Linked DNA regions of Homo sapiens: region 2 is linked to region 1. Evidence: chromatin contacts called from ENCODE Hi-C or POLR2A ChIA-PET data. All regions are on one chromosome and are shown on one strand. Each heading gives the region's core, a stretch centred on a gene start or an enhancer-like site at or near the end of the contact. The rest is flanking DNA. Distances are from core to core; before and after follow the strand shown.

Region 1 (7,945 bases), core at 2,913-5,412:
GATGATGGTGGGGATGGTGATGGTGGTGATGGTGATGGTGATGATGGAAATGATGGTGGTGATGGAGATGATGGGGATGGGGTGATGATGGTGTTGGTGATGATGGGGATGATGATGGTGGTGGTGGTGGTGATAACCGCGATGTTAGGAAAAGGCTGTGAGGGACCAGGGACAGATGCTTTTTCTCCTACCTGTTTCCCATCTGCTATATGAGGGGGCTGGGCTGGATCATTCTGGCGTTCTATCAGCTCCCGTGATCTAAGACTAGCCAGAAGGAGCTCTCCCCCTGAGCCTAGAGAATACTTCAAACCCTCCAGGCAGGCGAGTGGGCTGGCTGCGGGGCAGGTGGACAAATGAGCAGGTCAGGATGCCTTAAGGACAGGAATAAGACAGAGACTGACAAAGCAAAGTGCAGGTGCCCCCTCCCTTTCACACGATGCCAGCAGTGAGTGTCACGTGGGGAGCGTCCCCATGACACAAACCTGCCTGGGAGACAAGGAGCCTTCCCTGGACTCTCAGAGGCAAGCAGCCCCTGGTGCCTGTGCCCACCTTGGCGCTGCCAGCCCCATCCTGGCATCCAGGAGCTTGCTCTGGTGCCCGCATGGCCGGTGCCTGCTTTGTCTGCCCAAGAGTGGGGGAGGTGACCAGAGCACCTCACGTTCCACTCACCCGTTCCCTCAGGGCCTCCCTGCCTCCCCAGAGAGGATGCTGAGCCCCTCCAGCTGCCAGATCCAGCCTGTCACAATCAGGCCACCACTGGTAAGCCTGGGCCAGGAGCGAGCAGACGAGACGCAACCCCCACCAGCCTCCCCTTCCCCTCCCCACTCTGTCCTGGCTCCTGCTGTCTGTGTCTCCCGCCTGACATCTGACGCCTTTGGTATCAGAGGGGTCAGAGGCTGGGGAAGCCAGGAGTCTGCTGATAAGGGTGTGCTCCCCACTCGGGGCTCTAAGGTCACAGCCCCCATCCACAGCTTGTGGGGGTCTCTGATAAGGTGGCGTTGGAGCACAGAGCTGAGGGAGAAGAGGGGGAGAACCGGGACATCAGGGTCTGGGCATGGCAGGGAGGAGGAGAATATGCAGAGTCCTGAGGCAGGAGCACGCTCATTAACGAAGTCCTGCCGGGACCTCTAGGTGCAAATTCACCTTGGCGGTGTCAAGGATGCTGCTGAGGAGGGGTCACCTGCCAAGGCCAGATGGCCGGTTTGTCAGGGGCTGGGGGAGGCAGCCAGGGCACCCCATCCACCCCGGCTACAGGATTTTGGCAGCGCCGGGCGAGAAGTCTGAGAATCGCCCTCCACAGCTTGGAGAGCTTGGTTGTTTTGAATATTTTCACTTAAAAGGATTCCCACCTGAAGGTTCTCTAGGAGACATGTGGGGACAGCCATCCTCATCCCTTGCACCCAACAGAGGGTCTGTCCTGGGACCCAGGCACTCCTGCAGTGTCTGTGGAGCAGCCCTTCTCAGAGGCGGTTTGCTTCCACCTGCCCATGATCAGGTCCAAGGAGCGGGGCCGGCGGCTCCCTGCACCTCCTCGCAGGTTGAGCAGCTGTTGGCAAAGGCCAACGTAGGGGCAGATGCCTGGGGTCCCGACCATGATCAGGAAGGGCAGCTCCGGGCCAAGGCTGCTCACAGGCCGGGAGGTGGGGAGTAGGGCGAGGTCAAGCACCAGAGGAAGGGGCTGGCAGGGGTGACCAGGAAGAGGAGGAGCAGGGACGTGGAGAGCCAGCGCATAGGAGCTCACAGCCCCTCTCATCTGCTCGAGAGCTTCCATCTGGGAAGAGCTGAGGCCCAAGGCCCACTGCTCTGTGGGAGCCCCACCCGGCCCTCCGTTGAGCCCATGGGTCAGGGCAAGGCTGCGCCCCAGAAGCATGAGCTGGCCCCAGCAGACCTGCTCTCCCTGCCACAGAGCCCCAGGAGCTGTCAGGGAGCTGGGCCCTCTCCCTGACCCTCATGTCCCCACCCTCCATGACCCAGCTCCCGAGAGCCGACCCTGCTGGGAGCCTCCTGGCTGGGCCACCCCTAGCAGGCCAGCCCAGGGCACTGCTCCTTCCTGTAATCCCACCCCACACACCAAGACCCACACCCAGGCAGGGGGATGAAATGGGCAGCATAACCGCGGGTGGCCTAGCCCACCACACTCACTTGAGACCCCTGAGCAGCCTGCGGCCACCCAGCCCCACCTCAGGGTCTGAGTCTCGGTGCATCTACGAAGTGGGTCTTTATGAGGCCTCTCTCACACTGCTATGAAGAAATACTCAACTGGGTAATGTATAAAGAAAAGAGGTTTGGTTGACTCACCGTTCCGCCTGGTTGGGAAAGCCCCAGGAAACTTACAATCATGGCGGAAGGCACCTCCTCACAGGGTGACAGGAGAAAGAATGAGCACAGAGCAAAAGGGGGAAAAGCCCTTATGAGACCATCAGATCACATGAGACTCATTCACTGTCTTGAGAACAGCATGGGGGAACCGCCCCCATGATCTCATCACCTCCACGAGGTCCCTCTGCCAACCAACACATGAGGATTACAATTCAGTTACAACTCAAGATGAGATCTGGGTGAGGACACAGAGCCAGACCATATCAGGGTCCATACTCGGGGTGGTGAGGGGCCCATGCCACATGCTGGGAGATCTCAGCCCTGCCGGGCACAAGCTCAACTAACAGGGTCATTGCCAAGTACTCACAGCCATCCTCAGAGCCACAGGCTGCCCCTGGGCCCAAGGTCCCGCTGCCACACAGAGACTATCCTTGACCTCACAGGTGCCCTCATCTCTGCTCACAAACCCTCTGGAGATGTCAACACAGGGCCAGGTGCAGGGCCAGTCTGCTGGGGTCACCTGGAGCCAAAGAGAAGACCCTGGTCCTGGAGCCTGCTGGGGGATCCCCACTACACAGCCAAGCCGCCTGAGATGCCGCCGTCACAGGCCAGCTGCTCAGAAAGCTGGGGCTTCGGGGCTTGCGTGGCATCCACGGCTCCCAACTCACGACAGTACACGCAGACACACGCTCACCCGCACACATGAACACCCACACTAGCAGTACACTCAGACACACACTCACCTGCACACACACTCACACTAGCAGTACACGCAGACACTCTCTCACTCGCACACACGAACACCCACACTAGCAGTACACGCAGACACACACTCACCCGCACACACAAATCCCAACCCACGACAGTACACGCAGACACACGCTCACCCGCACACACAAATCCCAACCCACACTAGCAGTACACACAGACACACGCTCACCCGCACACACGAACACCCACACTAGCAGTACACGCAGACACACACCTGCACACACAAACACCCACACTAGCAGTACACGCAGACACTCTCTCACTCGCACACACGAACACCCACACTAGCAGTACATGTAGACACACACTCACCCGCACACACAAATCCCAACCCACGACAGTACACGCAGACACACGCTCACCCGCACACATGAACACCCACACTAGCAGTACACGCAGACACCCGCTCACACACACACACGAACACCCACACTAGCAGTACACGCAGACACCCACTCACCTGCACACACGAATCCCAACCCACGACAGCAGAGGCAGACACCCTCTCACCTGCACACACAAACACCCACACTAGTGCAGGAGGCCAGGCCTGCACACACCCTCACACGTATGGACATATGTATGACACAAGTTCACAGACACCCTCACACCCACACATACACAGTAAGACATGCCTGCACACACCTTCACACGCATGGACACACACGCTGGCTCACACCCTCACACACATATACAGTAAGACACACAAATACACCCTCACACTCACACATATACACCCCTGCACACGCCCTCACACGCATGGACACACCTTCACATGCACAGACACGCTCACAGAGACACCCTCACAACTACACGTATACAGTAAGACATGCCTGCACACACCCGCACACGCACACAGGCTCACAGACACCCTCACACCCACACATACACAGTAAGACACGCCTGCACACACCCTCACACTCATGGACACACAGACACGCTGGCTCACACCCTCCCCCCGCCCTCCCGCACACCCACGTTGGACACGGCCTCGGACTCCCCCTGGTGGTGAAGCTCCGCACACACCGGGCGTTTTCTCCGGGGACCGACGGGCAGGGGCAGCCCTGGGCCCACGCTCTGGATTCTGACCGCCTGGGGGTTGGGGGACGGTGCGGCTGTGACCCTTCCTGTTCACTCTGAGCTTCACTTGAGTCTGAGCTCCTGACTCCCCCGGGCTCCGGCCCATCACACACACACAGCCGTTGCAGGAATAAGGCTTCTCCCACAGACGCTCAATCACATTGCTGAGTTACGAATGGAGACACCTAAATTTATTTTCCCAAGCACCTTGTGAATGGAGCTGCTGGGGCTCCGGGCTGGTCACGGCATCTGTCCAAAGTGGAGGGGGTGTGCTGGTGTCTTCTACGCCAAGGGGACAACTGTCCAGGTTAAGCGTCGGCCCACATCCCGATTTCGGTTCCTGGCCTGGCTCCCTGATGCGGGACAGAGCTGAGCACGCCCGTGCGGGGCTTACTGAACGCTCCTCTCTAGATCCCCGCACCTTTAACTTGGGGGAATCTATTGTGCACGATCAGTTCTTCCTGTTTCTTCTCTGTCTCTGCGTTTGAACGGGTATAACCCCAGGAAGATGAGACCTCCCTACGCCAGGTTCTCAGAGGCAGCTGCTGCTCAGTTTCTTTGACGTCCTTAAATAAATCTTTCTAAAGGAACCCACCATGGTGGCCACAAGAGGTGAAGCAGCATCACTCTTGACCTGCACAGCGACCGCAAAAATAAACCAGGACCTTCCTGCAGAGGCTCGCCCATCCCAGCCTGCGGCTCCTTGATCCCCAGGACCTGAGCTGGGCGTAGAAAAGCATTAGGGACCCATGGCCCCAAGAAGGCTTCCTGCTTGACAAGGCAGAGACGGAGAGAGGACTGGGATGTGTCCATTGCTCCCACATCGGGGGTCCCTGCCCCATGCCGAGACCAAGGACCCCCCTTCGTTCCTGCCCTGCCCTTCCCCAGGCAGGGGGATGGAATGGGCAGCATAACCGTGGGTGGCCTAGCCCACCACACTCACTTGAGACCCCTGAGCAGCTGCTCTCAGCTCTGGAAGCTGCTGGAAGACCCCAGCCCACCTTCCTGGCACCTTTGCTGCCATAAAGAGATGCCTTCCCTACCTGGAAACTGTTGGTGACTGACTTGTAATGACATCGCAGCTGTCTCTCTCCCTCCCTGTTTCCCCAGCCTCACTTCCCTAACTGCTCTCCTCTGCTGCCCGCTGCATGCCAAGCCCACCTCTCTCAGACTGTCAGGGTCTGGGGAGGGGTCAGCCAAGGTAGGTCCCAGCTGCCCCCACCCTCCAGCGGCCATCCCAATACTGACCCATCCCAACACCGACCCACCCCAACACCCACCCATCCCCAAAACTCACCCACCCATTGCCAACACGGACCAACCCCAACAACCACCCATCCCCAACACTTACCCACCCCAACACCCACCCACCCCAACACGGACCCACCCCAACACCCACCCATCCCAACACCCACCCACCCCAACACCCACCCACCCCAACACCCACCCATCCCAACACCCACCCACCCCAACACCCAACCATCCCAACACCGACCCACCCCAACACCCACCCACCCCAACATAGACCCATCCCAACACCCACTCAATGCAACACTCACCCATCCCCAACACCCACCCATCCCAACACCCACCCACCCCAACACCCATGCACCCCAACACCCACCCATCCCCACCACCCACCCATCCCAACACGGACCCGCCCATCCCCAGCACCCACCCATCCCAACACCCACCCACCCCAACACCCACCCACCCCAACACGCACCCATCCCCAACACGGACCCATCCCAACACCCACCCACCCCAACACCCACCCATCCCCAACACCCAACCATCCAAACACCCACCCATCCCCAACACGCACCCATCCCCAACACAGACCCATCCCAACACCCACCCACCCCAACACCCACCCATCCCAACACCCACCCATCCCCAACATGGACCCATCCCAACACCCACCCACCCCCACACCCACCCATCCCCAACACCCACCCATCCCAACACATACCCACCCCAACACCCACCCACCCCAACACTCTCCCATCCCCAACACCCAGCCATCCCAACACCCACCCACCCCAACACGGACCCACCCCAACAGCCACCCATCCCAACACCCACCCATCCCCAACACGGACCCACCCCAACACCCACCCACCCCAACACTCTCCCATCCCCAACACCCAGCCATCCCAACACCCACCCACCCCAACAAGGACCCACCCCAACAGCCACCCACCCCAACAGCCACCCACCCCAACACCCACCCATCCCCAACACTCTCCCATCCCCAACACCCAGCCATCCCAACACCCACCCACCCCAACACGGACCCATCCCAACAGCCACCCATCCCAACACCCACCCACCCCAACACCCACCCACCCCAACACGGACCCACCCCAACACTCTCCCATCCCCAACACCCAGCCATCCCAACACCCACCCACCCCAACACGGACCCATCCCAACAGCCACCCATCCCAACACCCACCCACCCCAACACCCACCCATCCCCAACACCCACCCACCCCAACACCCACCCACCCCAACACTCTCCCATCCCCAACACCCAGCCATCCCAACACCCACACACGCCAACACGGACCCACCCCAACACCCACCCACCCCAACACCCACCCATCCCCAATACGGACCCACCCCAACACCCACCCACCCCAACACTCTCCCATCCCCAACACCCACCCATCCCAACACCCACCCATCCCCCACACCCACCCCCCCTTCCCCTGCTACACAGGATGTTCCTCCAGAGACCCCAGAACCACCCCCTGGGCTGACACTTTAGGGCTCCACAGACAGAATGACACTGTGGCATCGCCCCCTTTGACGTTTCCGACTTTCTGAACTGTCTCCAGCCAGCGCATCCTCGGAGCTGCTGTGGAGACGAACACGCTCCTCTGGGTATGCGAGGGCAGCTGGGGTCTGTGCTCCGCTCCCGTGGCCCCTCCCCCTGGTGCTTTTCTCCAGAGTGATTTGGTGGCTGTGGCTCTGCGGGAAGTTATGCTTGGGAGACCCGTCCCCAAGTATCAAATACTTCAAGACCTTCCTCCTGGCCCTCCCCTGAGGCCCGGGTCCCTGGGGGCCTGACATTGCAGCCACCTCAGAGGTTGCAGAGACTCAGCAGCAGCTTTGGAGGACACAGCACTGAGCCCCTGGCCCCACAGCAGATCCCAAGGCACCAAAGGCAGCACTCGTGCCAGGTGGGGACAAGTCACACGGACGACCAGGGCCCGAGCCCGCAGCTGCGCCTCCCACAGCCAAGGGTGGCAGACGGTGCAGCCCTGCCCACTGGGGCCTCGCCCTCCGCCAGCCTCCCCGAGGCCGTCCTCTGACCCTCTGACCCGCACACCCCCGAGGTGGCTGCATCAACAATTTCTCCTCGTTTCGTGTGAAATAAATGGTCGTTTGTGTCTAAGCATGCTGGCATTTGCCTGGATTTAATTTGGCAACAAGAAATGAGAGTTTCGGGGCCCATCCATGCTCTGTACACGCTCAGGTGCTGGTGGCCCTGGGAGAGGAGATTCAGTCTGTTTGCAACGAGCTGGAGTCATATTGGGTCGGGGAGGGGGGCTCCTAAAGCCCTGGCGCTGTCTGGGTCCCGAACGCCCGGCGCCTCCTGGAGACCCTCGCAGACCCAGGTCCCAGAGAAGTGCCCCGCGAGCCACCAGGGGCGCGCATCGCCTGTCAGCCCCCACCCCCACCCTGCAACCCTCCAACCCATCCAGGAGGGTCGGGCGTCGCCTGCCGGAACCGCCACCCCCACCCCGCAACCGCCCATCCCTCCCAA
Region 2 (6,642 bases), core at 1,240-3,739, 320 kb before region 1:
ACAGGCTAAAGCCAGCCATCCTCACAGATGCCCCTCGCCCCGGCCACAGACACAAACCAGGGAGCTTCCACAGCGAGGCCAGGCAGGACGGGGTCTGTCCAGGGACCCTGCCTAAATCACCCAGCTCTGACCAGCCAGGCCCTGTCTGGAAGACAGGCACAGAAGGTGCCAGTGCAGGTGCACCCATGAAACGGTCCCTCCCCACCGCCGGAGCCCAGCCCCTCCCTCCCGCCGGAGCCCAGCCCCTCCCTCCCGCCGGAGCCCAGCCCCTCCCTCCCGCCGGAGCCCAGCCCCTCCCTCCCGCCGGAGCCCAGCCCCTCCCTCCCGCCGGAGCCCAGCCTCCAGTCCCCAGCTCCTCCCCAGCTGCTGTGCGGCAGCTTCACCTTCTCGCCGTCCTTGCCGACTTCCCCCTGCTCGCCTTTGTAGCCAGTGGGTCCCTGCAAGCAAATGTGGGGTCACTGCCCCACCCAGACCCCCCGACACCCCCTCCCTGGCAACACTGAAGTGAGGCCTGCAGGGTCAGTCAGCCCAGGGCCCGCCACACGGCAGCGCACAGGACCGCGGGTCTGGGCCCTCATGGGGAAACTGAGGCCTGAGAGGCGCTAGGACCCACATGAGGGCGCTCTGCGGTCAGGAGCGGGCCAGGGCTGGGCTGGGGTGGGAGCTTGAGGCTAGCTCTCCCCCGCAGTCTCTGACGCCTATGGCCAGTCCCAGCCTGGCCACATCAGCGTGTCACTGGGGTGCTGAAGGCGGGACAAGGAGGCTGGCCTAGCTTTCTTCCTGGGGCAACCCTGGAACCAGGGTCCAGCTTTCTGGACCCGCCACCTCCACAGCCCCATGGGAGCCCAGCTGCCTCCTGCCCAGCACAGGGTGGTGCTTGGGTCCCAGTCACCCGTGACTCACCTTGAACCCTGGCATTCCAGGGGGCCCTGGGGGACCTGGCGGGCAGATACTTGGGCACTGTCGGAAAACAGAGCAGTCAGACCCCTCCCAGCCAAACAGAGCAGGACGTCCGACGCAGGGGTCAGCGCCCGCGGGACCCCAGGAGGCCACTCTGCACGGTGACGGGACCCCGGGAGGCCACTCCTCATGGTGACAGGACCCCAGGAGGCCACTCCGCATCAGTGACGGGACCCCAGGAGGCCACTCCGCACAGATGATGGGACCCCAGGAGGCCACTCCACGTGGGTGACGGGGCCCCGGGAGGCCACTCCGCGCGGGTGTCGGGACACTCTGGGTGACAGGACCCCAGGAGGCCACTCCACACAGAGACGGGACCCCAGGAGGCCACTCCGCGTGGGTGACGGGGCCCCAGGAGGCCACTCCGCGCGGGTGTCGGGACACTCTGGGTGACAGGACCCCAGGAGGCCACTCCACACAGTGACGGGACCCCAGGAGGCCACTCCACACAGTGACGGGACCCCAGGAGGCCACTCCGTACAGGTGATGGCACTGGGACAGGACACAGACAGGGTCTCCTTCAGCACTGGCCAAGTGCAGCAGGGGCTGCATGGAGCAGCCGGCCCCACGGCAGACACTGGCTATCAAAGCAGCCATTCAGCACAGTCCCGGCCGGCACTGCAGGGGGCCTTGCAGCAGCCTCAGGTCGGGCCCATCCTCAGCACAGGAATGTGCTCGGCATGGGGCTTTTAGGAGGGGCACTGTGAGCCCAGGCAACAGGTCTGATGCTCAGGAAACCCAGGGCTGCTTCTAGATGATCCTACAGCTGCAATGGGCAGGCCAGGCCAAGGGTGCAGACCCGTATCTTCAGCCCCTGCCCCACTCAGCCCACGATCGGGGGCCCAACCACGCACCACATTCTGGAAGGTTCCCTAAAGCCTCCCTTCTGGGACACAGGCTGGCCAGGCACCTAGGCCCCGGGGTGGGGTGAGGAGAGAGGCTGGTAGACAGCGTCGGTGGTCAGGTCAGAGTGGGCCGAGCTTTTCCCTTCAAAACTATCAAACCTCTCTATGGAAACAAGGCGCTGACTGCCACCACGGACGGCCAAACAGAGAGGAGAGATGGATCCGTGGCCTCCGAAGCCCATTTTCTTTCCTCTTCATTTTTTTGAGACAGGCTTGAGCTTGGCTGCTCACGCTGGAGTGCAGTGGCTTGATCACAGCACCCTGCAACCACTGCCTCCTGGGCTCAAGTGATCCTCCCACCACAGCCATCCAAGTAGCTAGGACAACAGGCACGCCACCACGTCTGGCTACTTTAACAATTTTTTGTAGAGACAAAGATCTCACTATGTTGCCCAGGCTGGTCTCAAACTCCTGAGCTTAAGCGATCCTCCTGTCTGGGCCTCCCAAAGTGCTGGGATTACAGGCCTGAGCCACTGCGCCTGACCTGAGCCTGTTTTCTTTTCAGGCAAATGACAAGGCTCAAAGATCAAGATAAAGGTGGGTCCCAGACTCCAGTTCTGTCGCCATCTGTGGCCAAGGGCGCCCTCTGCGGATGACGCAGGGGAGCTGGATGGCTCTGTGACATGATTGTGATTCATTACATTTGTACAGCTCCATGCGCCTGGTGGCTTCATGAGGGACAGTGCAGGTCTAGACGGTGGTGAGGAGGGTGGGAAGGGGGAGGGGGAGGTCCCAGCCAGCCTCTCTGCCAGGTTGTGCCCGAGCTGTCTGCTCTGAGCTCCTGTCCCCAGGGAGGGCTCGGGCCCTGCCTTCTTGCCAGTATGGACAAGCCCCTCTCCAGGCCAGAACCCCTCCCCCCAAGGTAGGCACCCCCCAGCACCCTTAACAAATGGCTTCAAGTGCCTACCTGAAGGTCAGTAGCGCCTTCAGGGAGGACTCCTGGGTGTCCCTAAGACAAAAAGAGACAGCTGACATTCTCCCGCCCTCCCCAGCCACCTGCAGCCACCCAACCCACCCACCCACTCTCTGACGGACCACAACCTTCCCCATCCACCAGGGGACTTGGAGACCCTTCATCCTGTCCCCCAAGTGGCCAGTGCTGGGAGCTGCTGGCCCACCCACAGGGCATGTGACAACGACAGAATCCACCTGTCCTTGGGGCAGGATGGCCATGGGGACCTGAGTCCTGACCATCCCCAAGTTGGCTGGCCTAGCCACAGCCACTGCCCCCACCATTGACTGTTCCTGGGAGTGGCCAAGTTAGGGTTAGGAGATCTCGGAGGGGCATGGAGCCTGGGGAGGGGGAATGGGGAGGGTCCAACCCAGTGTCCTAGTCCATGCCCAGCACTTCTTAGAGCCTCTGCCCAGTACTTACAGGGGGTCCGGGAGGTCCTGGGGGACCAGGGAGGCCGGGGAGTCCAGAAGGTCCCTGGGGAGGGGGTATGACTTAGACAGAGTGGGACCAGCCCCCACCTGAGTGAGGTGCCCGGCTTCTCCCAGGGAGGTGGACACGCCCAGCTCCCACCAGCCCCCACTCCCACGGACTGTGCTGGTGTCTGCGTCCTGAGGTCGGGTCTGGATCATTGGCCAGGGCTTCTACCAACACCCACCAAGGTGGGGTTGGGGGAGAAAGGGAAAAGGGAGAGGGGAAGGGAGCCCCTGGCTGTTGAGTCTGGGGGTGGAGGCCACAGGTGAGCACACTCTGAGGGGCTCTGGGACAGCCACTCACCGGGGGGCCGCGGAGGCCGATCCCACCTGGGGGGCCGCTCACTCCTGCCTCTCCCTGGAGGGAAGTAAAGAGAGGTGGGGAGGTCTGCACCCGGAAGCCCCGAGGATCCCCACCCAGGGTTGGTGTGCCGCCTCCGAAGGGAGAGGGGCTCCAAGTATGGGGTGGTCAGATGGCTGCCCCTGAGAAGCCCCACCCCCAGGCACGGTTTGGGACATCCCAGCCTGGCAGGCTCTCGGGACTTGCGTGCTTGCTCAGGGCCCCAAGGGTTGTCAGTACTCACGGGGGGTCCAGGGAGGCCTTTGCCCTGCAAAGCCAAACATGGGGTCAGAGCCTGCCAGGCACAAGAAGGGCTGCGCCTCACCCCTCCCTAAGATGGCTCAGGTGGGTCCTGGGGAAAGGGCGGTTCCAGGGATGGGTGTCTGGTCCCAGCCCAGAGAGGGCACCAGGACCCCATCCAGGCACCAGCCTCCGGAGAGGCTGCAGATGAGAGGGCCAGGGATGGTCCCTGGGATTCCTGGAGGCCACCCCATTTAGACCAGACTCTCCAGCTCCCCAAACTCCCATGGAGAGGAGAGGACCACACTCCATACTCACCCCCAGCCCGGGCGGCCCCGGGGGTCCCAGACTTCCCTGTGGGAGGAAAGCAGGCGTCTAGGTTGGGCTGGGCCTCTATTTGCAAACCCAATCCCCTCCCTCTGAAGTGTGACGTCACAACTCCAACTCCCAGGACAACAGGGTCCAAGTCCCCACTTCACAGAGGGGCAGGGCCTCTGAGCCCTCTTGACCTGGAGGGTCTTTGCCGTCCTGGGGAGCTGCTGGAGACAGATGGCACCAGAGTCCCAGCGCTCGCTGCAAGAAGGTGCAACCTGAGGCAGGGCTGAGAGGCACCGAAGTGACCCGGGGTGCCTGTCTCCACCAGGAAGCCCTCCCGATAACCCACCCACGGAGCCTGCTGAGTCCTCAGCCCCCGCCCACGTCAGCGAGCCCCAGAGCCTTGGGCAGCCAGGCCCTGTCTGCCCTCCACACCCTCTGGGCCCTGTCTGGCCCCTGCTGCCTGAAATGCCTCATTCCCTGGACGGCACGCACGGGCCCTGTGCTGAGGCTGGAGGCCCCTCCTGAAAGCCTGGGGACCAGCCCACCCCACACCCCTGGGCACCACGGACTCGGCTGCCAGCAGCTACTGTTTCCCTCCTGTTTTCAGCTCAGAATCCGCCTCATGCCTGACGAGCTCCCAAGGGTCCCAAGGGCAGGGCTGTGTCCTCGTGTCCCCAGCCCAGCCTTCCTGCCCTCTGTGATGCTTTGCGCCTGGGGCCAGTGGCACCCGGTTGGCTGACAGCCACGTCTTATGAAGCCAAAGAGAGAATGCTGGCTTCGGGTTTGTACTCAGAAGCCACAAGGGGAGAAAGGCACCCTTGGGTGGTGGTGCCGCTCCGTCAGGGTAAAGGATTCAGTGTCCAACAGGCAGGCACAGGGGACTCTGCAGGCTGCGTGCCCGGGGGTCCCTGGTGGTGGTCTGCCCAGGGCCCTGGGGGCTTCAGGGACATTCTGAGGAGGCACCTGGGGTGGGTTCCCCCAAACCATCCCCCTTCTCCCTGCCATGGTCTGGATACCAGGACAACTCTGACCATACGTGGAGGTGAGGCAGGGAGGCAGGCACAGGGGACTGGCCACTTGGCACCCTGCCCTTCTGCCCCTCCACCCCAGGCACGGGCAGGGCAGCTGTCCTTGGAACTACCAGCTCCTTGGCCTTGTGGACACAGAGCAGCCAGAGGTGGCCAGGGGACCTCACCTCTGAACCCAAGCCACTGGGTTCGGCGCAGGCACTTACCCGTTCCCCAGGGGCACCCTTGGGTCCAGGGGGTCCATCTCGTCCAGTCAGACCCTGGGGAGAGGCAGAGGGCGAGCTCGAGGGGCCACATGGGAAGCACATGCCACCCCCCAGGCAAAAATGGAAGCACGGACCCTTCCCTTGGTGAGTCCAGAGAGGCATAGAAGACCCTTAGGGTGGCAGCCTCCTCTCTTGGCCCTGTCCACTGTCTGCCTGCTGTAGCCAGAGGCTCTGGGAGGAGGGAGGGGGCAGCCAGCGGGAAGCCAGCAACGGAGGCACCTGCTGTAGTCAGGCCTCGGGGACCAACCCAGCAGGACTGGACAGCTCACTTCTCAGGCCCGGCTTCCTCCGAACAAAACTCCGTGGCCCTGGGGCCAGGCCTGGAGCCCAAGATGACTAAGTGAGGCCAGCAGTGGGCAGAAGGTCCTGACAATGGGCACTCATTCCTGGACAAGCAAGGAGGGCTGGCGGGACTTCCGACTCCACTGGGCTGGCTCTGTCCCCTGCCAGATGCTGGTGGCGTCTGGGATGAAGGCCAAAGGACCCCTGTTGGGGACTTCTGGAGACTTCTCTCAGGACTGGGCTTCCCGCCTGAGCAGGCCCAGCTGGACAACAGCAATTAGGGCCGGACTCCTCCAGGGACCCGGAGCGGGGAGTGGGGCATGGCGGGGAGGGGCAGGCGCACTCACATCCACACCCGGCAGTCCCGGCAGCCCAGCCTCTCCTGGTTTCCCCGGCTTTCCTGGGGCCCCCTTTGGTCCCTGTGCAGGAGGAAAGGGCAGAGATGTGAAGGCGGGGTCTGGCCTGGAGCCCAGGCCTTCAGCAATGAAGCAAAATGCTTTCCACTTCCCCCCAGCCCAACCATACGGGATGGGCCCCTCTCCTGGGTCCCCCCTACTGTCTGGCAGACCCGGCTCAGCTGGGGCACGTGTGTCCTGCTTGCCCACACCTTGCTGGCCCAGGAAGGCTGCCCGCCCCATCCCTCAGTGGCATCTGTAAGACCTTCGTCTGGTCACCTCGGCCTCCCTGGCTAAGGGCCAGCAGGCATCTCTGTCGGACCCCCAGTGGGCCCAGACAGGGCTCTGAGCCCCAGGACCCTCAACCCCTGGAACTGAAGAAGGTGGGAGGGCTCCAGGTGACCTCAGGCCTGGGGGACCTGAAGGGCTGTACCAGCCCCGGTCCCGGCCTGCCTGGCGCTGGTCCAAAGAAAGCTTCAAAGC

The links. Hi-C counts contacts between places; a loop is a spot of excess contacts on that map. ChIA-PET counts read pairs that join two places held with the same protein, here RNA polymerase II (POLR2A). Pooled maps may share reads with other maps.
Region 2: a loop to region 1 is called in a pooled map, with 3 times the contacts of the local background. The contact joins two enhancer-like sites. A Hi-C loop is called at or near these places in 1 of 168 maps with a recorded cell type or tissue (CD14-positive monocyte) and 2 of 50 pooled maps. POLR2A ChIA-PET finds 5 or more read pairs at or near these places in 1 of 52 experiments (WTC11).

The regions. Positions count from the first base shown.
Region 1 is chr20:62,496,499-62,504,443 of GRCh38, reverse strand. No RefSeq gene overlaps it. Among named protein-coding and RNA genes, the nearest start is that of GATA5, 24 kb to the right of the region's middle. RefSeq lists enhancers at 2,182-2,411, 3,877-4,377, 7,353-7,859, 7,860-7,945. Within about 2 kb of position 4,162, at least 5 of the 41 ENCODE cell types and tissues checked have a DNase peak (open chromatin) inside an H3K27ac peak, as active enhancers do.
Region 2 is chr20:62,818,763-62,825,404 of GRCh38, reverse strand. COL9A3 (collagen type IX alpha 3 chain) reads right to left here. Exons shown (of 32, transcript NM_001853.4): 4 at 6,112-6,183; 5 at 5,423-5,476; 6 at 4,189-4,224; 7 at 3,875-3,898; 8 at 3,595-3,648; 9 at 3,241-3,294; 10 at 2,773-2,814; 11 at 904-960; 12 at 384-437. Among named protein-coding and RNA genes, the nearest start is that of COL9A3, 5.0 kb to the right of the region's middle. RefSeq lists a silencer at 147-206 and enhancers at 795-1,482, 1,483-2,171, 6,053-6,642. Within about 2 kb of position 2,489, at least 2 of the 41 ENCODE cell types and tissues checked have a DNase peak (open chromatin) inside an H3K27ac peak, as active enhancers do.